Linked DNA regions of Mus musculus: regions 1, 2, 3, 4, 6 and 7 are each linked to region 5. A link is a loop called in an ENCODE intact Hi-C map of the cell type or tissue named here. Cell type or tissue: left cerebral cortex. All regions are shown on one strand.

Evidence for each region. Peaks named below come from ENCODE experiments on the same cell type or tissue, not always from the same donor. Only the 100,000 strongest peaks of a DNase experiment are listed, where the experiment ranks them.
Region 1: a loop joins it to region 5, with 2.3 times the contacts of the local background. A loop is called at or near these places in 5 of 42 quality-filtered maps.
Region 2: it touches region 5 in a loop (9-fold over the local background); 5 of 42 quality-filtered maps call a loop at or near these places.
Region 3: a loop joins it to region 5, with 2.0 times the contacts of the local background. A loop is called at or near these places in 3 of 42 quality-filtered maps.
Region 4: it touches region 5 in a loop (2.4-fold over the local background); 8 of 42 quality-filtered maps call a loop at or near these places.
Region 6: a loop joins it to region 5, with 4 times the contacts of the local background. A loop is called at or near these places in 2 of 42 quality-filtered maps.
Region 7: a loop joins it to region 5, with 2.5 times the contacts of the local background. A loop is called at or near these places in 3 of 42 quality-filtered maps.

What each region holds. Positions count from the first base shown.
Region 1 is chr14:64,568,297-64,572,296 of GRCm38, reverse strand. No RefSeq gene overlaps it. Among named protein-coding and RNA genes, the nearest start is that of Mir124a-1hg, 18 kb to the left of the region's middle. In left cerebral cortex, a CTCF peak has its summit at 1,556 (motif pointing right); DNase peaks (open chromatin) are centred at 1,151 and 3,381; H3K27ac peaks cover 2,431 bases.
Region 2 is chr14:64,584,693-64,588,692 of GRCm38, reverse strand. It overlaps Mir124a-1hg (Mir124-1 host gene (non-protein coding)), which reads right to left and starts at 578. Exons shown (of 4, transcript NR_040709.1): 1 at 539-578. In left cerebral cortex, no CTCF peak of the experiment used is centred here; DNase peaks (open chromatin) are centred at 1,745, 2,087, 2,700, 3,357 and 4 more places; H3K4me3 peaks cover 2,203 bases; H3K27ac peaks cover 3,876 bases.
Region 3 is chr14:64,252,064-64,256,063 of GRCm38, reverse strand. All of the region lies in intron 3 of Msra (methionine sulfoxide reductase A), which reads left to right. Among named protein-coding and RNA genes, the nearest start is that of Gm41176, 6.5 kb to the left of the region's middle. In left cerebral cortex, no CTCF peak of the experiment used is centred here; DNase peaks (open chromatin) are centred at 167, 654 and 1,961; H3K27ac peaks cover 3,735 bases.
Region 4 is chr14:64,133,845-64,137,844 of GRCm38, reverse strand. All of the region lies in intron 5 of Msra (methionine sulfoxide reductase A), which reads left to right. Among named protein-coding and RNA genes, the nearest start is that of 9630015K15Rik, 20 kb to the right of the region's middle. In left cerebral cortex, no CTCF peak of the experiment used is centred here; DNase peaks (open chromatin) are centred at 412, 1,310 and 1,923; H3K27ac peaks cover 3,905 bases.
Region 5 is chr14:64,199,569-64,203,568 of GRCm38, reverse strand. The region is part of intron 5 of Msra (methionine sulfoxide reductase A); the gene reads left to right. Gm52129 (a long non-coding RNA gene) reads right to left here. Exons shown (of 3, transcript XR_003951176.1): 1 at 3,174-4,000; 2 at 2,415-2,551; 3 at 1-413. Among named protein-coding and RNA genes, the nearest start is that of Gm52129, 2.2 kb to the right of the region's middle. In left cerebral cortex, CTCF peaks have their summits at 1,575 (motif pointing left) and 3,430 (motif pointing left); DNase peaks (open chromatin) are centred at 2,076, 2,492, 3,205, 3,591 and 3 more places; H3K27ac peaks cover 4,000 bases.
Region 6 is chr14:64,401,929-64,405,928 of GRCm38, reverse strand. All of the region lies in intron 1 of Msra (methionine sulfoxide reductase A), which reads left to right. Among named protein-coding and RNA genes, the nearest start is that of Gm52130, 2.7 kb to the left of the region's middle. In left cerebral cortex, no CTCF peak of the experiment used is centred here; DNase peaks (open chromatin) are centred at 309, 1,672, 1,887 and 2,382; H3K27ac peaks cover 4,000 bases.
Region 7 is chr14:64,438,927-64,442,926 of GRCm38, reverse strand. It overlaps Msra (methionine sulfoxide reductase A), which reads left to right and starts at 1,887. Exons shown (of 6, transcript NM_001253712.1): 1 at 1,887-2,217. The coding sequence starts at 2,082. In left cerebral cortex, a CTCF peak has its summit at 2,257; DNase peaks (open chromatin) are centred at 1,379 and 2,232; H3K4me3 peaks cover 1,427 bases; H3K27ac peaks cover 2,755 bases.

The DNA.
Region 1 (4,000 bases), 370 kb before region 5:
TCTCCAAATACACTCTTCTACAACCTTCCAGAGTGCAAGTCTCCTCACCAGGCCATGTTCCAGAGAACTCAACCCATGTGGTTCATATTGTGACTCACATGAAGAGAAAGAACCTTTTTTCATTCCTTAAATTTCTGTAGTGTTGTATTTAGTTGTTATAGTCGTGTTACTATTATTTGCATTCAGTTGTTATTATTTTGTGTGGGTACATCTATGTGTATACTATGTACCATGGGAGAAGGGACAACCTCAGCTGTTGTGTTTCTCTCTCTCTCTCTCTTCCTCTCCCTTTGTCTTTCTGTCTCTCTGTCTCTGTCTCTGTCTCTCTGTCTCAGTCTCTCCCTCTGTCTCTCCCTCTCTCTGTCTCTCTCTTTCTCTCTCTCAGTTCACTGCTTGTGTGCAGTGCCTGTAAAGGCATGTATCCTCTGGAACTGGGGTTACAGAAGGTAGTTGGCTGCTGTGTAGGTGCTGGGAATTGAATCTGGGTCTTCCAATAGAAGAACTGTGCTCTTAACTACTGAGCCACCCCTCTAACTCCCCTTTAAAATCCAATCAACCAACCACCAACCACCACTACCACCACCACCACCAGCAAACATTGGCTCTGGCCATTGGTCTTGTTCTCACACACTTGCAAATCAAGGGACAAAAAACCTTGCCTCATTGTACTGTCTTAGGATCCATTCAATTATTGATAGCAAGGAACACACTGACCCGAAAAATCAGGTGATCTAAGTCCCTGTTCTGTTCCTTCAAGGCACTCATTTACTGACTTTGAACTTTTCTCCTGGCCATCCTTTTATGTGTAAAATGAAGATGGGGCAGGGGAGTGTCAGTCATTTGAAAGGTCTCATCCAATTTAACAGTCTATTATGATCCTTGGTCTGATTTTTTTCCCCTATTAATGAAGATCTAGTGGCATCCTGCGGCAGTTGTATTTGTTGAAAATTTCCACCCAAGTGAAAGATTTGGAATGTGACCCTCCATTGTGACCTCTCCCTTGCTTCTTCTAATCCTGTCTCCTTTGCCTTCTGTCCGCACCACCTGTCCTCCGTTTCCCCTTGACGCGGTTCATCCGCCAGCCAGAGAGCAGGTCCAGAAAACCTCAGTGTTCTTTGAGCTCAGCTGCTTCTGTGTGCTTCCAGCTGAAATCCCATCTGGAGCCAATGTGCTGGGCCAACTCCTCCTGTGAAAGCCATCTTCTCCCTTTGTGCCTCTCAGCCCCGCACCCTAGGGGCGGCTTGGACAGACTCACCCCCTGAGGTCAAACTTGGTGTGTTTGGTTTTTCTCCTTGAAGACAGAGCTCTTTTGGAATCTAAATGCTCTGGAGGACCTGTCTCCAGGGACACGATTCTGTGGTTGGCGTTGGTTGCCTGCTAGGAGGACCCAGGCTGCCCTCATGCCTCTTATATCTGAGTGTAGACATTGCAACTGGACAGTCAGAAAATGCTTCCCCTTCATTTAACTGTGGTTTGCATTGGCATAGTGCACTTTTAAAATTTTTCTTTAAAGATTTATTATATGTAAGTACACTGTAGCTGTCCTCAGACACCCCAGAAGAGGGCATCAGATCTCATTACAGATGGTTGTGAGCCACCATGTGGTTGCTAGGATTTGAACTCAGGAGCTTTGGAAGAGCAGTCAGTGCTCTTAACTGTTGAGCTATCTCTCCAGCCCCAAGGTAGGGTGCACTTTTATATCTTACCAACGCATCTGCAAAGTAGCCAAGTTTGCTGTGTGTGTCATTCTCATTATAGGATAAGGAACGTGAAGTTAAAGGTGGCTCTTCTAAGACTACACTGTATTCATTTCTTCTTTCCTCTTTGCACCAGAATACTTGATGGAAGCAAAGAAGGGTTTTTTTTTTTCCTGGCTTATGGTTTCAGGTGATAAAAACTCTGTTACGTCAGGGCTGGCACGGCAGCTGGGACTGTGGGAGCTTAGTCTTGTCTTGGTGTAGTGATTCTCAGCCTTCCTAAAGCTGTGACCCTTTAATACAGCTCCTCATGTTATGGCGATCCCCAACCATAACATTATTTTTGTTGCTACTTAATAGCTGTGATTTTGCTACCGCTATAAATCACAATGTAAATATCTGATATGCAGCCCCCCAAAGGGTCGTGTCCTACATGTTGAGAACTGCTGTCTTGGTGGATCAGGAAGTAGACAGCCAGACCAGGACCAGAAATGCCTATCTGCTTTAAGGCCCACCCTCTACAATTGACTTCTGATACTTAGGTCACAGTCCTAGAGATCCTACCCCCACAAAGTGCCACCCATGGAGGGTCAAGTGTCCAGACATATAAATCTGTGGGGGCCATGTCGTATGCAAGTGACACGACACAAGATAGAGTCAGATCAGGACTTAGAATGTGGTCTTCTAGTTTCAAAACCTCTGCTTTTGTCTGGGACTGTAGCTCATGGTCACTTGTTTAGGATGGACACACTTTGTGGGTTAAGCCTCAGAACTTCAAAACAAAAGCAACAGATGCATGGAAATAACTTGAGCTTTTAATTCCCCTTTGTGAGCCCAACAAACTTCTTTTCTAGATCCACTCCTAGGTCCTTGAGATAGTCTCCAGGTTCCCAGGAAACCTAGTTGGACTCTTGGTATGCAGATGGTTGGTTTGCCATGTCCCAAACTAGTTTGGGAATATTTCCAGACTAGGATCTATGCCTTGATAATCCTTGTGTTTCATTCTAATTAGGATATTTTAATCTTGGCTTGTGATAAATTAAGTGCATTTTCCTTTTAACAATTCCCATGATGATGATGGTCGTGTGAAGAACAACAGAAAGCTGCCCACGAGTGTGAATTATAGACCTTGACAAACCTTCTCCCCTTTGTTGTCTCCAGCGGCAGCATCCCCTACAATTCCCTGAACGCTGGCTTTCATAAAGGTCTCCTAGACTTTCTCCTGGGCCTGGGATCTGAGCTGTTTAAGATGCTTGGTGTGGGAGAGTTGCACTGGAGGCAAGGGGTCTGGGGAGTCACCAGGAGGGAAAGGAAGGCAGAGTGGAGTTTTGGGATGTGAATGGCCAGTCATCTGGCATGGTAGCTTGGCTGATACAATTCTTAAATGTTTTTTATAGACCTAAAATTTGTGGTGTGTGTGTGTGTATACACTTGTGTAGGCCATAGTGCCTGTGTATAAGTCAGCACAATTTGTGAAGGTTGGTTCTCTCCTCCACCATGTGGTTTCTAGAAATCAAGCCCAGGGTGTCAGTCTTGGCAGCAGGTGCCATTACCCACTGATCCACCTCCCTGTCCCTGATATAGTCCTTGAAGCTTCAAAAATCTTCCTGTGTCTCTGAGAGCTGAGTTAAGTGGTGGGAGTAGAGGAACAAGAGGGGATGTAAGGGAATTTGCCCCAGTTCTGAAAAATAACAGCCAAGTTCCAAGGCGGAGGATTGCTCTGACTCCAAAGCTAAATTGGAAGTGGGGCATGGAGTAGCTTGGGAATGTCCTTGCTGCGTCTGCCTGTTCCGGGCGCCAAGCTGCTCCACTTCAGCACCGAAGACAGCACCCTGGAGGCTGCCTGTCGCTGTTTACACTAGGGAGTCCTGAATCTTTGGGTCTCTGTCCTTGGCAAATCATGCAGGAAGATGGGAACACGAGTGTTAAAGAGGTTCAGCACCCAGGCATCTCACCCACAGTCCTTTGGGTTTTCCCACAGGCTTGGAATAAGTATGTGCTTTCTCCAGCCCTTTCTGCCCTATTCTATAAGACAGAGGAGAGAATCTTGCAGCTTTTCTGCCCCTTCCCCATCCTACACCTATGTTTTTTCTCTCCCTCTTTCCCTTCTGCCTCCCTCCCCTTCCCCTCCCTGCCTCCCTCTCCTTTTCTCCCTCTCCCTCTCTCCCCTATTCCCATTTTGGCTTTTATAGACAGGGTTTCTCTGTGTAGGGCTGGCTGTCCTGGAACTCACTCTGTAGACCAGACTGGCCTTGAACTCAGAAATCCACCTGCCTCTGCCTCCCAAGTGCTGGAATTAAAGG
Region 2 (4,000 bases), 390 kb before region 5:
AGGAGCGGCCTCCCTGGCCAAGCCCCAAGTGCTTCCTCGGCTATTGAAGGGAATTGCTGCTGGCAGGCGCTGATGCTGGCTCCACCTGGCCGGAGGAAAAGCATCCTGGCGATGACCCTGAAAGAATTAAGACACAAAACCAAAAAAAAAAAAAAAAAAAAAAAAAAAAAAACCCCAAACCGAACCAAACCACCAAAACAAAAAAGCAAAAAGCCAGAATCCTCCTCTGGTGAACCAGAGCACGCGTGCAGAAGAAACCGCTCTGCTGGTGGCCGCGGTCGAGGGGGAAGGATGCTAGCGCAGGAGGCGAAGGTTGCAGAGGCTGCACCCTCAGATGAATAATAATAACGCGCTGAGAAGTTGCAGTGCAGCTTGGAAATCCAGCCCTGCGCGTGAACTCGCGTCGAGTGCGGATTGCAGGGGATGGGGGAGAAAGGGGGGGGGGTGAGGAGAGAAGAGAGGGGGAGGGGGTGAGGGGATTGAGAGGAAGACAGAGAGAGGGACGCAGAGAATTTAGTGCCTTTTCTTTTAGTCTTACCAAGAGCTGATCTCCTTCACTGTCCTCGTTGGGTGAGGCCGAGGTCCTTTTTAAAAATTATTATTCCTTTAACGGATTATTCAGCTAAGAGAAGCCACATCTGCTGACAGTTCCGAAAACAAGAGGATTAGGAGTAGGTCCACAGAGCCCGGCCCGCAGCCCCCCCCCCCCCCCTCTGCACCAGCACACGTCACTCTCACTGCCCCCGGGCACCTCCCTCTCCTCGCTCGGTGTTCGGGAGGGTTGTGCCAAGAAAAATGCGGATTTGGGGAAAGTGAGAAGTGGGGGTGCTCTCACGAACGGGAAAGCCAAGGCCGGAGGTGGCGATTCGCACCCCCACACTTACACTCGCTTCCGTTTATCCGTTTAGATCCTGGGAGAAGTGGGTGCTTTCACCGCACCCACACGCGCCGCATCTGCAGTGGTCAGAGCCCTCCGATCCCTTGAAGCCACCCTGGCCGCCCCAGACCCTGCCAAAGTCCTCTGGGTGGACTCGGGGGGCTCAATCCTACCCCTGCCTGAATAGCTTCATGGTCTCCAGTCCTCTTTTTCTCAGTCCCCTCCGTGCAATACCGCCGCTAGCCCACTCCCGGTTTCTTGAGCTTCGGTCAATGGAGTGGGGAGCTCGGGGGCACTTGCACACCTTCTGCTTGTCGTCCTCAGCCCGAATTGCCGGGCTGTAGCTCAGCCAGGCTGGTGAGGATGGAGCTGGGTGCTGCTGCGGTTGTGGTTGCTGTCACTGCGGAGAGCGCGAGGCTGCGGGGCGGTGCGGCGACCCGAGCGCCAGTGCAGCCTCCTCCTCACCCCTCCCTAGGCTGGCGTCTGGGCAGGACAGTGCTGGGGGTGGGAAGACGAATGGCGGAAGGTGGGGGGATGGAGGACCATAGTCTCTTGTCGCCCCCACCAACGCCCCCCCCCCCGCAGTCAAGGTGAAAGTGAAGGAGAGCGGGCGCGCGTGCTCGCGCCTCTAGTTGCGTGCGCGCGCTCCTCCCCTGCCCGCGCCCTCCCGCCCGCCCTCGCCCGCCGGGGCCAGATGGACGTCCGAGATTACAGAGGCACAAAAGTGCGTCTACACGTCCAGCCACCCGTCCTGCGGACGTGGAGAGCCACTTCGGGGAGGCGCCTTTTGTTGTACTTGTGTGGCTGTGTAACTGTTTTTCTTTTCCAAGAGCAGAGTTAGCTGTGGCTTAAAGAAGGACCAAGAATGAATGTCCCCCATAAGAGCGAACCAAAAAGACCTTCCCCCACTCGAGCCCCCGCGCCTGCGATGAGAAATCTGTCTTCCCAAAGGGCTATTGCGGCAGCCGCGAGGCAGCCCCGACCTGCTCACGCAGGCCCATCTGCTTTCCCTACGCCTGCTTTTCTTTGATGACTTAAAAGAAACAAATAAACAAACAAACAAAAAAAACTGAACTGTTTCTTGGGCTATGTTGAATTCAAGACATCTAGACAGGGGAGAACAAACTCGGAAAGCTAAAAGCAGTCTTAAATGTTGTGGCTGTCAATGGCCAGTGCAGAGGGTGGTGGCCGCGGCGCCCACCTAGCCCTGATGGACCTCCGGGGATGCCCCCTGGATGGAAGGCCATTTCTGTTTCTGTCAATTGTTAGGTAAGGACCCCAACAGAAGAACGGCTGTAACAAAACCTCCCCCATGTGCTGTTTTTTGCTTCAACACTGTGTGGCTAGAAGCTTAGGAAATAAGCTGTTTTTGTAAATTTCTAGAATTGAGAATCTTAGGAGGGGTGGGTAAGAACTAGAAAACATCCTTGTGACGGATTTTAATTAAAAAAATGTAACTAGTTGGCAAAGGCCCCTCGCTAGGCAATCTTTCTGGGAGCACTGACCACTTTCATAATAGTCCCCACTAAATCGCTGGTCTCTCTCTGCGGTGACTTGGTCTTACTTACCACCATTTTGATCAAGGTTTTTAGCTTTAGGACTATTCTAATGTTCTGTCTATAAAGCATTCCTCGGCAGACAGTTTCGAACCCCTGCACCAGGAAAGGGTGGGGCTGTGACTTGAGGTCTAGTCGGTTTTGACTGAAGAGCAATGGGACATGGAGGATACTTTCCTGTGCTAGACTGTCAGATAGGCCTAGGGTTTTGTTTAGCTTAAGAACGTTTTTAATGCAATTCTCCTGCGCCGTTGCGGCATTGCGGGACGCTGGCTCTCTCGTCTTGCTGCGTGGGGCGCGCGCGCCGGGGTGGGGGTGGAGTGGGGGAGCGGAGACCTGGTTTTGTAACAGGCTCCGCAGGCCCGAGTGGGAACGCCTTAAATGATGAGCCCAGGGTTAAAAAAGAAAAAGAGAAAGGGAGTGGGGGGTAGATACGGCAGCTGATGCTGAATTAATAGTTAGAGCATACCCCTGGGACTTTCTCCAACCAGGGGGTCAGGAGTCCTTGCCCCTCCCCCAGCCACAGATTTCATATCTGTTTTTAACCAGTCTGAGCGGACGGATGCTGGGCCATTTGTAATGGCTTCTTAAAACCTAAACCCTTGGGCTTAAGGGCTGTCTATGCGCCTGATCAAACTCACCCCAAGTACTAACACGTTAAGAAATTACATTGTAAAACCTCCCCAAATCGGATTGACTGGGCTGTTTGGGGCCCATATGGCTGGACAGCTGGACAGCTCCGCTGAAAAGACACCATTGCCCCACGGATGGGATAAAGCAGGGCTTCCCCAGAGAGCTCAGACATGACCTAAGTATTAGCGTAGCCTGGGGTAAAGACTGAGTTAAATCTCTCTCCCTTCTTGAGGTTAAAATAAAGACAACAGAAATCAAAAGGGGAGTACTTTTGAATTCATTGTGAATGGCGTGCCTCCTGCTGGTCCCACCATAGGAAGGAGAAGGAAGGAAGACTGAGAGGTGCCCTTCAGCTGAGCACATGCATGCGAGTGGGTAAACGGGAGGGGCAGGAGATTGGAAAGAAATATATTATTTGCCAAGCCGTGACATGTGTCAGTGACATTTGTGGTTCCCTGTTCAGAGAAGTAGGGTTCTGACCTCTCTCAGCTGATGCTCCAGTGTTAACCATGAACAGTGTCTGAGTGCAATCTCCACAGTGAGAAGAAAGATGGAAGCCGGGCACACACACACACACACACACACACACACACACACACACACACACGCAGAGAGAGAGAGAGAGAGAGAGAGAGAGAGAGAGAGAAGAGAGAGCCCATTATGAAATGCAGCCGGTTTAATTTTTAATATGATGGCGGAGCCTCTAGCACATTCTTCCCTTGTTGTTAGCATTCAGGAGGAGTCATTTATCCTGTGGCAGAAAATTTTTAAATGGCTTTAAAAAAATGTCCTGAAATAGAATATTCTATCGTCACCTTCTAGTTTTGGAATACAAAACTCTATCCTTAGTGAAATATTCAGACAAATAAGCTAAGTTTGTTCTTACTTATCTACCTGTATTTCTGATACCAGTTTTCTTCAGGCCTTTCCAGTA
Region 3 (4,000 bases), 52 kb before region 5:
TATTTGTCTTTAAAAAATACTTACTTTGGTAAGACAGCCAATTGATTTACATAGCGTTTCTGCACTAGGAACTGTTCACAGGGCTTGTCTGGTGGCAATGGGTTATCATCTTTAGCATCTGAGAACTAGTCATAGTAAGCATGTGAGGTGACGCCTATGCCAATAGCTGGATTGCCTTGTCCCACACTGGATACATATCTCAGAATGATACATTGTTACTGTCCTCATCCTTGTGTCAAAACACTGACAAAAAACAGTTTCAAGGGATGAGGTGGCTCGTGTTTTAAGCTAGCACTGGACTCAGGCTGAGAGCCTAGGCAGCAAAGTCCTAAGAAGCCAGCATCACTCACTGAACCATCACTCAGTGAACCAAGTAAAGAAACAAAGTAACAGTGAAAAGCAGCAGAGGGGGGTTCTTTAAATGTGGCTACACTGGGCAGAGGGGCAAATAAGACCAGAGAGGCTTAGGTTTAAGATAGGATGCAAGAGGTGTATTGTATAACTAGGCAGTCCTGGTGAAGGTGTTGGTATACCCATCATCATCTCTGCTCCACTCTTGTCTCTTTAGGGTATCTATATTCCTGCCAGGATAGTTACACCATCATGATGGGGAAAGAGTCGCCCAGCTTCTGGTAGTGGGGCATGCAACTGGCTTTGGGCCAGAAGCAGAGGCAGAAATAGACTTTAAATTCTACCCTGCAGTGACTGCATTGGCCAGCTGCACCTCAGAACACCTCTCTTTATGGGACTTTTGCAGTTTTAGGTTGTCTCTTTGAGTTGACTTAAAAGTACTGAGGTGGCTCCACATTCCTGCCTGACTCACTTTACATCTGGATTGATCCTCAAAATTCCGAGTTGTGGGTCTTGCAGGCTCAGTTTGATTCGTGCTCCAATGGACAGTGGCTGTCTCCATGAGCATGCCTGGTGGCCTGACACTTGGATTAGATAGGTTTCTTTTCTAGGAGTTCTTTTTGCAGAAGGTATTTAGGTTGCTGATTTATGTGAGAATTCTGTGAATTTTACCTCTTACTGTAATTGTTCTCAAGACTCTGCTACTGAGTGGCCATTTTGAATGCCTCTTGAAGCCTGTCTGTTCACCCTCATAATGAGTAAAGACGGGGGTGGGGGGGTATGGACATCTATTTTAGAAACACACATTCTTCAAGGCTTAAAAATTGGTAATATTGGGGTTATGAAGATGGCTCAGTGGGTAATGGTACCTGCTGCCAAGCCAGACAACCCAAATCCGATCCCTGGGATTCATATGGATTCATATGGTAGACAGAAAGAACCAGTGCCTGCACGTGTGTCTTCTGAGACTGCTGTGACCAGCATCAGGTACCCCCTATTTCTAATATGTGTTCACCCTCGTTGTTGGGCAGTCCCAGACCTACCAGGATTGTAATGCATTAAAACTGTCATTGTTGTAAGAAAAAGTATTAACATTTTCATATAACCCAACATCCAGAAACTGAGCTGTTTTGTTATTGTTCATCAACTGGTGGGACCAGCTCTTCTTTTGTGTCCCATTCAGAACCTGTGATGCTACGAGCAATGCTTTCTGGAGTGTGCTCCCTCGTATATTCCAAGGACCTGCAGACTCCTTAAGTAGAGGCCAGTGTCTAGTTTTGGCTTTGTCTTCCACAATACCACACAGCAGTGTAAAGCAGGGCATGCTTCCAGTTTGCAGGTGTGTGTCTTAAATTCTCCTTTTAAATTATAAAGATTGGAGGTCTCATAAGTGGGTGATGTAAGGGACACAACAGCAATCGCAGAGTTTAGCAGGACAGTACTTGTGCTAGGTCGTTTGTTGGTGACTCATTAAGGATGTCAGCGTGATTGACAGGAGATTTTCCTGCTCTAGGCTTTTGTGTGTGTGCATCATCTGGTTCCATTGGAAGAAACACCAAATTTGGAATCAGATCTGATTGCAGATTCAGTTATGCCATTTATAGGCGCGTGACCTTGGCAAAAATATTGAACATTTTGCTATTTTATTTGCTTTTTTTTAAAGCCTGCTTTATACCAGTGATGTGAGAATTTAATGAGCTCCAAGATCCACTATGTAGTTGTTTAGAACGCTCTCAGCAGTAAGCTGCAGGAATCTCAGCTAACATTGGCTTAAGAATGGGGATGTGTACTCTTCTTATATAACCAGAAGAAGTCAGAATGTTCAGAGGACTAAATTCAGTATTCAAAAAAAAAAAAAAGAAAAGAAAAAAGAAAAAAGAAAAGTATTTAGAATAATTCAGTTCCTCTAATTCTGCTCTGCTATGTGTCATCACGTTCCCAGAGTGACCGTCACAGCGTCATCCATCAAGGTCTCAACCCCAGAATTCCAACGTCAAGAGACAGCTTTTTGTCCTTTAGTGAGGAGAACTTTCTAGAAGTCCTCCAACAAGCCACCATCTTGTATCTCTTAGCCAGAGCTGTTTCATGTGCCCAGATCTAAACTAATATCTAAAACTGTGAATAAAAGAGCTATATGAGAATAGTCAGGGGATGCCTTGAGACATTGCAGGGACCCCACCTGCCTGCAATTATTTTCCCTGAGGAAGGAAAATCTACAGGTGGATAGCTGTTGGGTGGCCAGCATGTTGGAAGCCAAACCATGTATCAGGACTTGTCTGACCATCTAAGATAGTGACTGTGGTCGTTTGAGTGAGAAATGACCCCCATAGGCTCATGTTTCTGAACACAGGTTTCCTATTGCTAGACTTGTTTGTGAGATTATGGAATCCATAGAAGGTGGAGCCCTGCACATTGAGGTGATGGCACTTAGGCAGGCGTTAACCAGTGTACACCTGCAACCCTGGTGTGGGTTCTTCCTTAGGGTGTTTGTTTCGTATACACATAAGCCAAGCTTCTTGTTATTCAACCTTATTTCATATAGATTAAACATAGTCTCCATTAAAATGCTATAGAATTTAATACTTAGATACATCCATTTGGACAAAAAGTGTTCTCTGTGAGTCTTTAAAGTAAGCAGCTATGGAGAATGTTATAGACAGTCTACCTGCCCACTGTACAAATGCTAAGACAAAACACCTCTTCCTTAAATGCTGGGCTCACAAGAGAACTGTTCCCACATGGTGATCTGATTTGTCTTCCTTTCGATGACTTCATATGGAGACCTGATTTGCTTACAAAGACTCACAGAATTAAACTTAGAAGTCTTTCTAGGCATAGTTTTACATTCTGAAGACATATAAAGATCATGACTTTGTTTTACTGCATAATGGCTACAAGGTGAACCCTGTAAGTGCATTGTGTGTGGCAGCCTCTTCTAGCAGTATTCCTCACCACCAGACCATGAATCATGGGCATCACTGTGACAAATGAATGTGACATACCCTCCCCCCATCCTTCCCACCCAGAAACCTAAGAAGAGTCACATAAGTGGATGTTTTCTTATGACCTCAGACCAAATGAATAGGCTCCTGGGGATACCTGGTAACTTACCATGCATTCCTGGAATCTGGGAGAATGAGGTAGGGGTGTAGTTACTCCCTGGAAGGATAGAGATGAACTCAAGGGCTCGAGCTGTGCATGCTACTAGGAAGAGTACACAATGGTACATGCTACGTAGGTGCAGCCAGGCTTCCAGCTCTAAGCTTGTGTATATTTCAGAGTTAGACCCTATGGAAGACAGTCACTATGACATGTTTGTAAACACTTCTCTCCTGCAGACCTGAGGATGTGTCAGTCAATGTAGGAGGCACTAAAGTCCTTATACTCTTGGAAAACTAAGACACACATGAGGTTGTTACTTCAAAAGAAGGGATGCATAACCTGTTATCTGTCCAGAGGGCTGGGAATGGATTCGGTTCCTAGCCTGGTGACATTTTGCTCTATCTATGTGGTTGAGACCACCCTGGATCCTCCCCAGACCCTTTTTATGAGCTTGTCAATCTATAGAATCTATCCTTATAGAAAGTGTCACATGTAGTCAAACTATAGGGTTCATTGTGGAAGATGTCACATGTACTTTACAGGGACC
Region 4 (4,000 bases), 66 kb after region 5:
TGTCCCCAGAGCACCACTAATCTGGATGATGCATGAGAATGGGGCCACTCAACTGGGTGGGATGCGGCTTAAACTAGCCAGGCTCTTAACTTCCACCTGCTCAGGGCATAATCTGCTCCTCATGATTCCCCTGCCCTGGCTTTCTGTGAGCTCAGAAAGACCGTAGCATCACAGGGCAGCCTGAAAACTGCTGCCGAGACTGAATCCACGTGATTTCATTTCTTTCTGGGCACAGCCCTGAAAAAAGAGGGCTTCTCATCCTCCCCACCCCCACCCCTCACAGGAGAGGAAGTGGGGCTCAAGGTCAGTCACCCAAGGTTATGTGAGTTGGCCAAGCTCGGGCCAGTTCCAAAGCAACCTCTGTCCATTTGAGGACTGCTGAGGGTGTGACGGGGGATGTTTAACACCTACAGATACACGGTGCTGCAACTGAAATACATCATGCCTTAGCAAGAAGTCTAACGAACACGGATTTTATTGTCTTAGCCGGAAGGCATACCAATTATATGCAAATGCAAATGATGTAATTAGCTCCTGTTCTAGCTCTCTTCTCTGAAGGGATTTCCAGTTCTTCTGAGCGCTGAAGAAAATAACAATTGTGTTTTGGCAAATAGGGACTCATTGCCTATTTTGAGTCTTCACCCCTAATACATGCTTTCTTCCCTTCCTCCCTCCCTCTACCCCTCTCTCCTTCCTCCCTCTTTCTTCCTCTAGAAAACATTTAAATTAAGGTTAAAAAAATTTTAAATGTCTAGGGGCTAGGCAGATAACTTAGTCAGTAAAGGGAGGACCCGAGTTCTATCCCCAGAGCCACAAAAGCAGCAGGGAAGGTAGAGAGAGGCGGTTCAACTGGCCAGCCTGCCCAGCCTGCTAGGGGACCTCTGGGTTTAGTTGGAAACCCTGTCTCAAAACACGAGGTAGGAAATGACAGAGAAAGATGGCTGACATCAACCCCAGGTCTCCACAGAACGACACACGAGACACACACAAAAGCTTAAGTCAAGCAAATCCCCCAGGCTTCAGTACTAAGAAGCCAAAGCAGCTTGTGTGGAGGCCTGTAAGTCTGACCTACACTCGCGAGAACACACACACACACACACACACACACACACACACACACACACACACACATGCTTTCAGAATCTTCTCATGATGCCTGTATGGAGTGGGGGGTGGAGAGGGGTGCTATTGTCTAAAACAAAGCAGTCATATGTGGATCAGCCACAGCCTCACATCCAGTCTTGCAGTCAAACAGCCACGTTCTGTGCATTCTCAGGAGGGACAGACATAAGCAGAGACACCACACTCCCACACTGCTGGCTTCCTCAGCTCTCCAACAGGCCGACCAAGCTGCCTTTCTCTTGCTTTTCTGGTCATCTATATTCTCAGCCATGCATGGCTGGAGGCTCAGCCAGAGCAGCTATACGTCTTCAGTGCATTTTCTCTTATCGCTCATGTATTAATTGACAGTCCTATTTTTAGTTTCCTTGGGTAATGATTTAAAGGCCCAGCATTTCATTCTGGGACCTGGCCAGTGCAGTGTGAAGTTATTCAGATCACAGCTCATGGGGGAATCGCTGTGTGCAAGCTGGCCAGCCTGTTGCGATGGGCAGATGGACCCTCGCCCAGGGCAGAGGAAGTCTCAAGGGAGATTTTAATTCCTTAATACTGAAACAAGCACAATTTTTATTGTCTTAATCAGTGAATAAAAAAAAAACCAATTAAATGGCCAGTTTCAATTTTATTTTCGCTTGGCAGAGAGAACTTAAAGAAGTCACAACTGCTTCTCAGGCGCATTGCTATCGGATGCTGGTTCTGTGTGTTCCAGAAGAGTGTGCCAGCCGTCCTGCAGATAGGGAGCTGTAGCACTGCTAACTGAAGCATTTATCACCAGATCTGGGTGGTGTCCTCTGGACTTGGCCTTCATTGTGTTCCATATCTGCTACACAGAACTGCCCACTTGAAATTGCTGCATAAACCTCCAAATGGAGGCTGCGTTCTTTCAGAATCCAGGACACTTTAAGCACTGGGTGTGCTGAGTAACATTTTGATTCTTAATGAAGGAGAGATTTGCTGATAACAACGAGCAGCCTCTATAAACATAGAATGGCACATTTTGATAGCTTATGGGAGCGTATGATTGGTTTTCCACTCAGAAATCCTTGTGTGTTTCTTAATTTAATCTCTAAGCCACATCTATTAAAATACCAAGTTTCTACGTTTCTGGGGGCTATAAACTAGTCAAGTCCAGTTCCCCAGCACCGTGAGTAATATCTGAAAAAGGCACAAAAAAATTTCCTGATTAAACAAAAGCTCTCTGTCTGTCTGTCTGTCTGTCTGTCTGTCTCTCTCTCTCTCTCTCTCTCTCTCTCTCTCTCTCTGTGTGTGTGTGTGCAAATAGTTGCATATATAGATAAAGATATTATTCACAGTAGACATATTGTGTTGTAGATAGAGAATCAGGGAGCACAATGGAACAACACTAGAGTCTTAGAGAGCAGATGTTATGTATGGCTATCAAAATACAGCTTTAGAATATACCTGGAGTTATCAGAGGACCAACAATGAGAACCAACCAGTAGTTAAGAAATGGATGAAAGCTAGATATGGTGGTACATGCCTTTAACCCTGGCAGAGGCAAGTGGACTCCTGAGTTCAAAGCCTAGTCCAAGACAACCAAGGCTACACAGAGAAAACCTGTTTTGAGAAAAAGAAAGAGGTGGGGGAAACTGGAGAGATACCTTAAGACAGAGCCTGAGTTTGATCCCCAGAACCCACATTAAAACAGCTAGATATGGTGTTGACATGTGTAATATCAGCAATGGGGAAGCAGGCAGGCAGATGCCTAGGTCTCCCTGCCTAGCCAGCCTAGCCTGCTTGGTCAGTTCCAGACCAATAAGAAAACCCTGTCTCTTAAATTGAAGAAAAAAAAATTGGAGAGAGCCTGAAGAATGGCCCCCAAGGCTATCCTCTGACTTCTAGATGAATGTGCATACACATGTACATATGCACCTGTACACACACATGCACCCATGCAGACATATTGGAATATATACCTAACCTAAGGAGGGATACAGAGGGCAAATAGTAAAAATTAAAATGTATCCAAATCATTATTAAGAAAACGAAAGCTAAAGCTAACTTGGTGTTCCATGTCTTCCAGTTAGGATGAAAAAGTTACAAATTCTGACAAATCCCAGGGCAAGGATAGAGAGAGCCAGGAGCCTCTCAAACATCTTAGGTGAGATGTCCAAACTGGTACCACCGATTGGGAAAAACACTGTGAAATTGTTTTACTAGCTGAACACACCTTAACATCTTGAGACTCAGCAGACCCACACCTATGTCTTTACCCAAGAGTGACAGGACTTGTGCTCTCAACTACACCTGGCAAACATTTTTTATAAGAACTCCCCAAACTAGAGAGAACAGAAATGAGCATGCAACCCAAAAGCAAAGACTTCTAAAGAGGCACTGCTCGAGTTCAGGAAAGAGCACCCAGAAGCACAGTTCTTTGGCGTGCTGTGTGCTTTTGCACTGAAGACATTGGAAGGTGTGGATGCTGCCTCAGAATCAAGGACTCACTAACCTTCTTTCGTCCCCACCCCAGGCACCCAGGGAGGGGCTGTCTCTGAAGTTCCCTCACCAGAGGGAGGAAAGTTCTTGCAAAAGAAATGTCATTCTCTTAAGCCCCCGTTCCTAGGAATCTCATCAAAGAACAGGAAAGATTAGCCACTGGCAAAGAGACTCAAAGTCCCCAGCCCAGACAGACTTTGATCTGTTCTTCTGAGGGAGTCTCTGGGAGGTCACCCAAAGACTTTATCTCAGTCAGAAGTTAACTTTGTTCCAGGTACAATTCTGTCCCTCACCATGCTCTAACCTGCCTTCCCCAGGAGAGGAACTTTGTCCCAGGCCATTGTGTGCTCTTTGGGTTGTATCGTTTCTCCTAAAAATTGTTTACTAGCCCTCCAAGATACTCAACACCTGACTCTTGCAGCTC
Region 5 (4,000 bases):
GATCTGGGTAATTTGGGTTAGATGAGGTCATACTGATAGAGCTCCCACGGAGGGATTTTCGTCCTTAGAAGAAAAGGCAGTAGGCACCAGGGGGCTACTTTCTGTTTTTACTCCTGTGTTCAGGGAAGATGTGTAAACACAACCTAAACATCTACGAGGCAGGAGAAGGGGCCTTGCAATACAACCTGCCTTGCTATACTTTGCCCTTTACCAAAGTCCACAGTCCTGCTGTGTGCCTCCAGTCTGAGGTATTTTTCCAGAGCAGACTGAGACAGCTGTGTTGTGTGTGCTCAGCTCCGAGGAGGGAAGGGAAGAATCATAGCCTTGGATGAGAAGAGCCAGCTGGGGCCCTGGCTCTGGCTTCACCTACGTGACCTTGGATTCGTCTCTGCAGCTCCAGTTCCTCCTGTGAACTGGAGAGAAGACACACACTGAGAGTCTTCATAAATCTCAAGGGTTCTTAACATTTTTCCCTCCCATTATGCCGAATGACCTTCACACCACACAAGGGCATAGGGCAAGATCTGTTCTCCTACCTCTGTTGCTAGGAAACTGAAGCCCAGAGGGGTACATTTTCATTCCCAGAACAACCTCAATAGAAAATGTAGAGGGTTATGGTCAGTTGACTCAGAATTCCACGTGTGTTTCAGCCATGTTGCGTGGATAATAGCTGTGTAATCTATCAGGTTATGAATATTGGGATGTGATGGGGTGACTCCGGAGACTAGGCTGCTAGCAGTGGCCTTGTCACCTTTTCCACAGGCCCCAAATTCCAAACAACTTAAAAGAAAGGACTGCGTAATCTTCCCTTTGTCACGAAAATGGCAGAATCATCCCGGATTCTTTGTTCCCAGGGAAGAAGTAGGTTCCGTGTTATTATATTCTCTCTGCTGCTATGTTTAAAACCTGTAAGTACGCCAACGGATTCCTATGGAACGCTACAGCAACCATTAGGAGACTGTGGGTGTCAGTAGCTGTTTTATGGCTTGGAGATTAGACAGCTCTTCATCTTTTTACCTTTTTTTTTTTTAACGTGTGCTATTGTTTACAGCACAAAGTTATGATTTAAAATGCCCATGGAAGTTCCTGAATAATTCATGCATTTACCTTAGGCTGAGAGAACCATCCCTCTCTGTGCTCTATACTAGATATGGAATTCTTGTTAGACCCCCTCTTGGAGCTCGGAGGTTGTAATTATGGATAGTATTATGAACTCTAAATAGGAACTTGTGAAATAAATATTTTTAAAATGCCCGTTTCTGCGAGCCAGGCATCTGCATTTCTGTGTTTGCAGCCAGACAGAGGGCTAGCTCTTTAGCCTAATGGCTCACTTGCATCTTGATTATTTTCATTTCCACTTATTACTGCATGTTAGACTCCCTGTGTATGAGTACAGATTGCCCTTTCTTGCACTGTATTTAGAAATCTCTGCATTACCCCTGGGCATTTGTTCATTAATAGGGGGTGGGGAGAGGAAAGGCTTGTAATAATGGGCTTTACGCATTAAACCGGGCACATCCACATTCAGGCCCGGAGGAAAAATATCTGGTTTGTGTTACTGCCCCCTGGTGGTTGTTGACTTTCACTGCAGTGTCAAGGAAGCTAGTCTTCTGTGGGGGACTTTGGCTTGCAGGGGCAGCTTCCCAGAGCTGCACAGAACTGGGCACTGTCAGGCAATCATTCACACTTGATCATTGCTTTTCATTCAGGTGAACCACAAATGCCTGAGGATCTCAGGTGCAGGCCAGATTGTTGTTAAAATACAGCAATCTTTCTGGGCTGGGAGATGGGTCATTTTGTGTATAGACACAAAAACCCCCCTAGTAACATAGGGTGATGCTTAAATGAATGAATACAGTTTGTGGGGCCACCCCCACTCATCTTTCAAGAACATGGAAAAGTCCCAGTAGCACCCATTGTAATCCATGAGAAGATTTTTGGCTACATCCAGATGAACGATTCTTTTTCTTTTAATTGCTATGTGTTTACGTGTGTTAGGTAAGCTGCAGGGACTGTTTGAAACCCATGATCTCTGAACCTTGCCGTTTAAGTGAAGATCAGAAAATGACAGATACGCTTGCAGCTGCGTTCTGTGCTGGGCTGCGTCTTCTGTCGGTCTGTAGGCAGAAACACAGGGCAGCATGGCTGTGTCCTTGGTGAATGACCTTGGACTGTAAACCACTCTAAGCATGGGTTTCCTGATTTAAAAAAAAAAAAAAAAAAGACATAAAAACAGTGACTGCCTCTTAGGGAGTTCTGTGATCCATCCGGTGTGCTGTGTATATAACATGTCTGTCACAGCACAGGTGCTCTGTCAATTCCAGATTCTTCCTACTTGTCTCTTCACACCCCAGGACACCTCTCTCAGAGCCTGCCTCTCCACATTCCCATAATGCTTTGCTTGCAACACTCACTTCATCAGACCCATTATAAGAGTTTCTGTGCTGTTTCTGCCTCTTGGTGATGAATGAGATCTTCTTGGCTTTGCTCACCTCCCCCTCTTCCCTGTGGCATTCCTTGGCACAAAGCAGCCGCTCTGAGCACGCCGGTCCTGTGAATTAAACCCCAGTGCAACATAACTATATGTAGCATTTCCCCATCCTCCCACACATGCAATGACTGTCATGCATCTGATTAAGATAGCACCTATACCTTCACCCCCTTGTCTCCAAGTTCCCATGGTCTGAGGTTGGAGTCTCAGAGAGGAAAATAGGCCACTGATGCCTGGCATTTTCCTAGTATTCACATAATATCTTATCTTACCAATGAATATGGATTTGTCATATTAATGTATATATATATATATATATATATATATATATATATATATATATATATCAGTTCTGTATAGGAGAAATGGAAAGCAGTGGAAATTTTTTAATACAGCAGTCGGACCAGGATAGATCTATTCCAGGGACAAAGAGCCTTTGCGTTCAGACAGGTAGATTTATAAGCCTTGCCCCAGTTTAGTCTGTATAAAATGGCCTTTGGCGTGATATGATCAGAGACCCCATGGGGAGGAGGAAGGGGACATAGGGACTCTTTCATTTCAGCGGCAAGCGTATGGAGCCTGGAGCTGGGTTTGTCGTTGCCCACAGAACCCAGTGTGTTTGCCTTTCAATTTCCCCTTGATTGGTCTCTGCTCTGCATGATTCTAGGTTCCTTGGACTCACCCGAATGGAGCCTCCCGGCCAGTCCCTTAAAGACAACAGAGGGCTGCCTGCTCAAGGTTGGGCCACCGAGGCACTGTTCATTTGAGGCTTGGAGAGATAACAGCTTTCATGTCCGCCCAGAAAGCTGCGAGCCTCCAGCACCTCAGGAGCGGAGATGAAAGGCCATTTGTGTTTGTGCATGTACGTTTAGTGCACTTAAAGGACGGGGACAAGAAAGAAAATAGATTCTACTGCTCTGCACTCCCTTCCAAATGTGACTTACTCCCTCTGGTGGGGCCATTTAACTCCAAAGGCGCAGCCCCTCCCCTGGTGCCCCCCCCCCCCCAAGCTCCCCACCCCCAACACAAGCACAGCGGCCCATGTGACATCTGTTCTGGGCACCACAGAGCCATCTTCCCGTTGCCATGGCAGCTGGCGGAGCAAGCCCGCCCACTGGCTGCTAGTGGAGGAGGGAGAAAAGGCCCGCAGTGTCAGGTCCTGCGCCCTGCAGCCCTGCCAGTGAGCAGCTGGGCCGTGAGCACAGTCACCCATGGTGGCCACGAGGACCCCACTTGAGCTGTGTGCACTGCACTGGCGGGTTGGAGCTGAGGTCAAGGTCATTCATTTCTGCCTCAAGTGGGAGGCAGGCCAGTGAAGGACAAAGGTGGTTGTGCTCTGCAGAGTGGGCTGATGTCTGCTCTGGGCTGTAGTACTTTGTAAAACTGGGATTCAAAATCAGAGATGGCCCCTATTGCTCTCAGCACCATGGCTGTGAATTCAGGGGCCTGAATTCAGCTCCCAGATCCTATTGGTGGTGCAGTGCCAGGTTAGAAGAGGGCTGAGTTTTA
Region 6 (4,000 bases), 200 kb before region 5:
GAGTTCTATTCCCAGCACCCACATCACTCACACCTTTACCTCCATGGGACCTTATGCATTCTCTGGCCTCCATGAGCACTTGCATTCCTGTGTACAATATACACAACACACACAAGTATGCACAATTAAAAACACAATGTTTAAAAAAACCTTAAGAATTGAATGGTAAAGAGGTTCTTGGGTTGGTCTTTTTGTGGCTTGATGCATGAGACTCTGCATTCCGAGCCACAGCTCCCCCAAGATGAGCAGTGCTTGGTGTGGAGGTGCACAGCAGAGCCTGGCTGCACTGTCAGCTCAGAACGTCCCCACACCGTCTCCCACCCGTGTTCCTGTTAATGCTTTAGAAGAACAGATCTGTGAGGATGCAGTTTGGTCGTTTCTGGAAATATATAAAAGAGGAGGAGGAAGAGGAGGAGGAGAAGGAGAAAAAGAAAGAAAACAAAATCCCAATGTACCATTTAAATAAGGAAAAATGAGTTTTAGCTCCATGAGTGCTTTTGTCATTTTCTTAGCTCTTATTCTCCTTCTGAGAGCTCATTATGAAAGAATGGCAGTAGCTGTCCCTCGGCTGGGCCAAGCGGTGAGTTAGTTCCCAGATCAAGGGTACAGGAGCTGGCAGATAGCACCTAAGTGACCTCAGGTAGTTGGCAAGCTATTTTGCTTTTTGGAAAGACCTCCCGGGAGCACCCCTAATCTCTACTGCTTTCCCTTCCCAGTGTTTAATAACCTTTGCTGCCAGGAAGCTCTTCCATTTAACCCAGTTCTCCCTTGACACAGTCAATCCCATTTCTCTTGTTGTCCTTGGTGGGGACAGAATAGTGGGTCATTATCTTCTTGATGATATCCTTAATGTTCTTGGGGATGAGGGAGGTTTCTGAGAACCTATACTTCTGCAAGTGAGATAAATATACCCCCTCCCCTTTCTCCCTCACCTCTTTCTCCAGGGCCTCATTTAGAGATAGAACTGCTGACATTTTGCCCTTGAGTTTCTGGGTCCAAATACTACATGAGGCCCACCTTGGACAGCCATTGTGTCCAGCAGACCCTCTCATGTGCTCCCTTGAAGGTGAGCCCCCAATTTAACTGCTGTTTGCTGGCCTGGCTGTGAAGCCCATTCTAGAGGCAGCTGGATGTGAAGAATGACTGTTTCTCATTTACCAGAGACGAGGAACCCAAATGCCTGTGCCAGGATGGCCCACTGACATGCCCATTTCTTCTGCATGGACACATGAGCACCAGCCATCAAATGCTATATAGTTTGTGAGCTAGTGGCAGGGCAGTGCAAAGACCAAACCCAGAGCCATGCTCCTTTTTCTTTTTTCATCTTATAAATAACTAAAAGGTGGCTGTTGTTTGCCAATTTTGTTCTAGAAGTGATGGGTGAGCCTGTCTGTCTCCACCTGATTCCTACGAGGGGCATGATCTGTCATCAGGTCTCCCCATCTTTCACCACGATGTCTGACAGTCTTAAACTGCATGCTGGTTGGTGGCCACATCAGCCCTGGGGTTTTGGTCCCATTTTATTTCATCCCACTTTAGATTTCATTGTTTTTCAGTTCTCTTTCTCTCCGATCCTTCCACTGAAGCATAAAAGCAGCACAGTGCTTTCTCCCGGCTGCCAGCGCGTAGGCAGCCCTCCCACCTCGGCTGCCAAGCTCTTAGCAGATGAAATAAAAGTCTATTTATAACTGGTCTCTGATGGATTTCCTCCCTACCTGTGGTTGTGCTCCATCAGCAGGTGTGCTGAGCAGATGGAGGAGGGTTTTAATTTTTTTTTTTTTCAGTTCAATTAGATCAGCTCTCCAGGTTCAGACCAGTATGTCCCTTTCTCACTCAGTCTCTTCCTCTTGGCATTGAAATTGTCGAGCATAGCAGAACCTAAATTAAGGCCAGGAGATGAAGTGAATGTAGCGACTGCCTTTAAAGTAAGTACTTTGGCAGAGGCAGAGGCAGAGGCAGAGGCAGCTTTGGATAGCACAGGCAAAGTCAGTGTTAACACTTTCCTTCCTAGTGCTTAATTTCAATGTGACTTGAATAGTATTTGGAGCGTGGGCTTGCTAAGAACATCCATGCTTTCTTAGTGTTAAGGCACCTGGTTGACATCCAGACGTATGCATCGGAAACTACATTATATGGCCTCTGAAAGAACAGTTTGGTAATTCTGTTTGTGTGATGAGGAATTTCAGTGAGGAGGTGAAGAGGTGAAGTCATTCACTTCTTCTTCTTCTTCTTTTTTTTTTTTTTTTTTTTTTTTTTTTTTTTTTGACAGTAGAACTATCAGGGAAGTGTTTAGGCATTACCCTGCAATCCAAAATCATTGCCAACGTAGTCTTTGCTAGCTTGGGGTTTCACACCAGGAGCAAGTAAAAAGTCAGTACACTCGAATCAAGTCCCAGCTTCAACATCTACAGAGTTAGCAGTGCTGGCTAGTTTTATGTCAACTTGACACAAGCTAGAGTCATCTGGGAGGAGGGAACCTCAACTGAGAAAACACTTCCATAAGATCTGGCTGTAGGGCATTTCCTTAATTAGTGATTAATGTGGAAGGGCCCAGCCCTAGGTGGGTGGTGCATCCTTGGGATGATGGTCCTAGATTCTCTAAGAGAGCAGGCTGAGCAAAGCCACAGGAAGCAAGCCAGTAAGCAGCTCCTGCCTCTGAGTTCTAGCACTGCTTGAGTTCTTGTTCTGACTACCTTCAATGATGGACGTTTTGTCAAAGTGAAGGCCAAATAAACTCTTTCTTCCCCAACTTGATTTGGTCATGGAGTTTCACCATAGCAATAGAAACCTAACTAGGACATTAGAGCAAGGAGAACATGCTCACCCTTAGTGGGGCAAATGTTTCTCCTTCTCAAGAGCCTGCATTTTTTACTTTAGGGCTCTCAGGCAGGAAGCTGAGTCTGACTATATCACACATATATTCATATATCTCAGAGACATATTTGAGCTCCTGGCCAGCGTCATCATGCTATCTTGACTGAGGCTCACATTCTGTTTCTCTACATTAGTTCATTAATATGTTGTTTGAAGATGGGGTTGAAACAAGGAAGACTGAGTCTATTCTAATGAAACTTTTGTTTTGATTGTAAGATCGGGGCTTAGAGAGATGGGTCAGTGGGTAAAATCACATGCTACACAAGTATAAGGACCTGAGTTTGAATCTCCAGAACTGACATGACCTCCCAAAGCATAGCTTTGGCAGGGCAGAGTGTAAATACTAAATCTTTCATCACTCTAAGATGTTAATTTTCATCCATCAAGAATGATGAGGATGCTGAGTCAAAGGTATCAATTTTAGAGAAAGTTCCCACTGTTTTATTTCTGCTTCTCTATCCTCTTAGGCTGATGGTGATGGGGTGCAGAGCCTCAGATCTTTGGCATACATTGTAGATTTTATGGGTCTACATTCTTGTTCTGGGTGATGGTTCTTTTTTCATTTCTTGGATAGCCTTGGTGGGGATATTCAGTTGTGGAGATATGTCCCTCATTATAGAAAAGACTAAGTAATAAACGCTCTTTGCCAGGTATTCAGCACCCATTAACTGAGTATTAGCCCTGTGCCATGCACAGGAACAGATAGAAGGAGGCAACAACTCTATTTGAAGAGTAGCCCTTACACATAACAGAGGTCATGTCATTCATGAGTTCACTGAGGAAGTACTGTGGGTCTAGCCATGTCTTCACTCAAGGGATTTCTGTGAGGTCCCATGACATCACAATAATGTCCAAATACTTCATCATAGTCTGTGAAATTTTCCACAGCCAAGCTGCAGCCATCTTGATGCCCTCGTTTCCCACTGCTTCCCTGTACCCCAATACATCACCTTAGACATAGTCCTCAATTTGCAATTTTTGACCTGACCTCTATAGTCTATAGCCATACTTAAAGCAGTTTTTGGAGACTCTAAAACAGTGTTTCTCAACCTGTATGTTGTGACCCCTTTGGGGGTCAAACAATCCTTTCACAGGGGTTGCCTAAGGCCATTGGAAAACACAGATA
Region 7 (4,000 bases), 240 kb before region 5:
ACTATCGAAGAAGAGCCAGGGTCCTGCTTAGTGGAAGACCGTTTTCTTCTAGAGTGACATCCTTAGGAGAAATAATCTACTTTCTTGAACCTGCTGTGTTCTGAGATTCTTTGTTGTTGCCCAAGAGAATGTGAACACCGTATCTTGAAGGATATAAATTGTTAGAACTTGCCAGAAGCCTGAGTGTAATTAGGATGTAATTACAGCACGTGACAGTAAATATGGAGGCTGGCTCAGAAGGAAGTTGTTGGAGTCTAAAGGAAAAGCAATGCTTAGTCCTGAAAATAGCATAATTATTTTCTCTCCTCAAAAAACAAATCTCAGAGGTTTGATATGGTAGCCACAGCTTTAATCCCAGGATTTAGGAGGCAGAGGCAGGTGGGTCTTTGAATTCCATGCCACGGCTACAGAGAGAGACTTTGTAATCAACAAACAAGCCAGGAAACAACTCAGCCAACACAGCTAGTTTGTTAAATAAGGTTAAACTTGTATGAAGGAAACTTTAAAGAAATTGAGATGCTTCTTTCTTTCAAAATGCTTGCATGAGTATAGTACAACCATTAGGATCATTGAAAACATTTAAACAGTGTACACAGAACCCTCAAAATGTTTAAAGTGGGGCCAGAGAGATGGCTCAGCAGGTAAAAGTGCCTGCCACCAAGCTTGGTGTTTTGAGTTGGATTTCTAGGACCACAAGGCAGGAAAGAAACTTTAGTAAGAGACCCACTACTCTGAATAATAAAACTCTAAACAATGCTTTTACTTTATTTTTTTAAACTCATTTCCCCTTGGTAGGTAAGTAGAAATGTGTGTGTGTGTGTGTGTGTATATATATATATATATATATATCTTACATACTAAATATTATGGACTGTGGTTCTGGGATACCTAACATTACACAAGCAGTTTCCCTTAACATTACAAATTCTTCCGTTACACAGTATTTAGTTACGAAGTTTTTCTTGCATGACCCTTGTTCTGTCAACCACAAAACAGAAAAAGCAAGTCACTGTGTGTCAAAGGGCAGTAAATTACAAGTACAATTTTTTTTAACACATTTTTTTTTAGTGACCAGGCCCTCTTCAAGCCTGGACGGGACATCTTGGATCTTGGGATGGTTTCAGGCAAGGCCTCGTAGAAAGAACCTGCTTGGCATAATGTCACAGCAAAAGCAAGCCACAAGTAAACTGTTGAGAACAAGTTGGCCCAGGAGACTTTTACATTATAAGACAAACACCTTAATCTGTTTAACGTTGTGTGTCTGGCAACATTCTATGCAGTACACTAATCCTAGTCCTTATATTACAGTCCCACATGAACACAAAGTGGTAACTAAACCCACGGAGAAGCTTAGCTTCAAAGCTTCAAATCCCTGTGGGCGCTAATCCTCAGTTCCTTCCTTCATGTGAGACTACCCGCCCATTTTGGCAGTGTGTAAATCAAAAATCTCATACAGGACCTCTGAAATCACTCATCTGGTCCTAGCCACCTAAAGATTAAGGCTAGAGATTCAGTTTAGGAATATTCTCTCATAATTTCTGAAGTCCGTCTGGTCCAACTTCACCATTAACTTCATTCACATAAAGCGTTTAACAATGTATTTGTGCCTACATTGTTTACTTTATGGGCTGTGAGATGCGCTGAAGAATGTATTTATACATTTATACACGTACACACACTATATGTTTATATTTCATGTTGAGTACTTGATCCTTTGTGGTGTTGAGAATTGTGCTTTGGTTTCACTTTGGATCGATGTGACTTATCAAGATGGTTCCGATAGAAATAGACAAATTTCCTAGCTGTCCATCTAGCCATCCTCTTATAGGTCTGCCTTTCTTCTAGCTCGCTGCCTTTTTATGCACACACATTGATTTCCCTTTTCTACTTTGTGGTTGAGTGAGTACATCGCACCCGGAACCCTGGCTGCGGAGGTGGAGAAACGGCAGCAACTCTGACCTCCCGCGGTGGCGCCCAGCCAGCATCAATTTTGGCCCGCGCGGCTTCACGTACTCTGGGAACTTTGTCCCTCAGAGACAGCCAGGCCTGGAGGTCTGCCCCGCGAGACGGACACGCCGCCCATGCTCTCCGCCTCTAGAAGGGCTCTCCAGCTCCTCTCTAGCGCCAACCCGGTACGGAGGATGGGCGACTCAGCTTCGAAAGTCATCTCCGCAGAGGAAGCCTTGCCGGGACGCACCGAGCCGATCCCTGTAACAGGTAAGGTGGCACGGCTGCTGAGCATGCGCGTGGAGCCTGCGCACAGCGCCCTCCCGGAAGAAGACGTGCGGGACCGCGGGTGGGTCCCAGGTCGGAGTCTACGCGTGCGCAAAGAAGCAGCGAATCCCCCCCTCCCCCCAGTTCTCCCGCCCCCCAGCCCGGGAAGGGCGGGAGCTCAGCTGGGCAGTCTCCTGCCTGCGTGCTTCTCTTTGTTTGAGTCTCGCTCTGAAAGACTTTAGCGTTGGGATCGACCCAGCCCGTTTGCTGGTCTGCAGCTCCGTATTTGGGGCTAGTGGAGTCTGGTGGGAGCCCAGCCTTAGTCTTCCTTTTCACCTAGGCCTCTAGGAGCGTCTAGCGGTGCCAGTTCATGGAAGCGCTGGAGGCAGACCTAACAACGCTGGGAACTTAGGTTTTGAAGTGTAATTTTCGGCCAGAGCTGGTTGCAAGAACCCTCCCCAGTTTGTAGTTATTTCAAGGGCATGCTGGGTTGTCTCCCCCGTTTGCAGAAACTCCACGTGCTATGGATGAAGCCTCTAAGAGGTGTCTGTGTGTGCTCCCTTAAGCCCCAGGCGCACGTGAGAAGATCAGCTGATTACCTGTGTGACTCAGTTTTCTCCTTGCACCACTTAGGACCTAGGAGTTGAAATCGGATTGTAGTTCTTGTTGACCTTTTACCTTGTCAGCCCTATTGTAATGTTTCTAACCCCCCACTCTTGGGAGTATTCGTTCCTGAAAGGTTCTCACTGTTCCCAGTACAGAATCCAAGTTCATGTGCTTTCCACTTGGAAAGGGACCTGAATATTTTAGAAAGAGTGGGGACAAAGAGAATGACTTATTTGGTAAGTTAGCAAAACCAGAAGAAGGTGGCCAGGTAAACTGTTTTTTTTTTTTTTTTTTTTCAGGCTCCATTTATCTTCAGGCAGAGAGGGTTGAGGAGAGGGGTTTAGGGCAGGAGCTGACAAATTATAGGCCTCTAGGTATCTTTCTAGTTTGGAGTTAGGCGTCATAAACCTGGAGGCCAGCGATCCGTTGACCTGACCCGTAATCACAAGGCTACTGGATACTTCTGTGGACAGTGGAAATATCTTATCTTGATCTCTTCAGACTTGAAAGGGGAGAGGAGAGGCTAGGAGATTTTGCTAAGCCATTAACCTTGTGCTACTCAGTTCAAACAAACATTCCTTGAGTGCAAAGTAGAAATACAGTTGAATACAACATGGAGTTTTTGACGCTGAGTTTCCTTTGAACCATAAATACAGTGAAAGCCACAGACACGTCCCAGGGGTTATCTGCAGCAGAGATGGAGGGAGACTTCTGATAGGTTACACAGCTGCACAGCCTCCAAACTTAATGATTTTTTAAAAGTCAAGTATAAGAGGAGCATGGGTGTCATGTCGCCCAGTCACATGGCAGGCTGGAGGGTCTCTGGTAGGGAGGGATCTAAAGTAACTGAGAGAAGGGAAGCTAGAGGAGTTGCTTAGGGTTGCCTTTGGTTCCAGCAACACTGTGCCTCACTACGTCTTATAAGTTTTGGTGACCATGATGAATATGAAAGTCTTTATATTTCCTAGTTGGGAAGTTGTATCCTTCTCTATTGCAGCCTCTGCTCTCCTCATGTCTCTATATGATCTATTGAGTCTTGTTGTTATCTGTACCCCGTTCTCTCAAGAGCCCTGTGGCCAGTGGAGCCCCCTCTTAGGTGACAAGGCCCATCTGTTTAGTATTGCTTTGCCTAGTCCCAGCCATGCACTGTCATCAGATGCCTTTGGAGCTAAACCCGCCA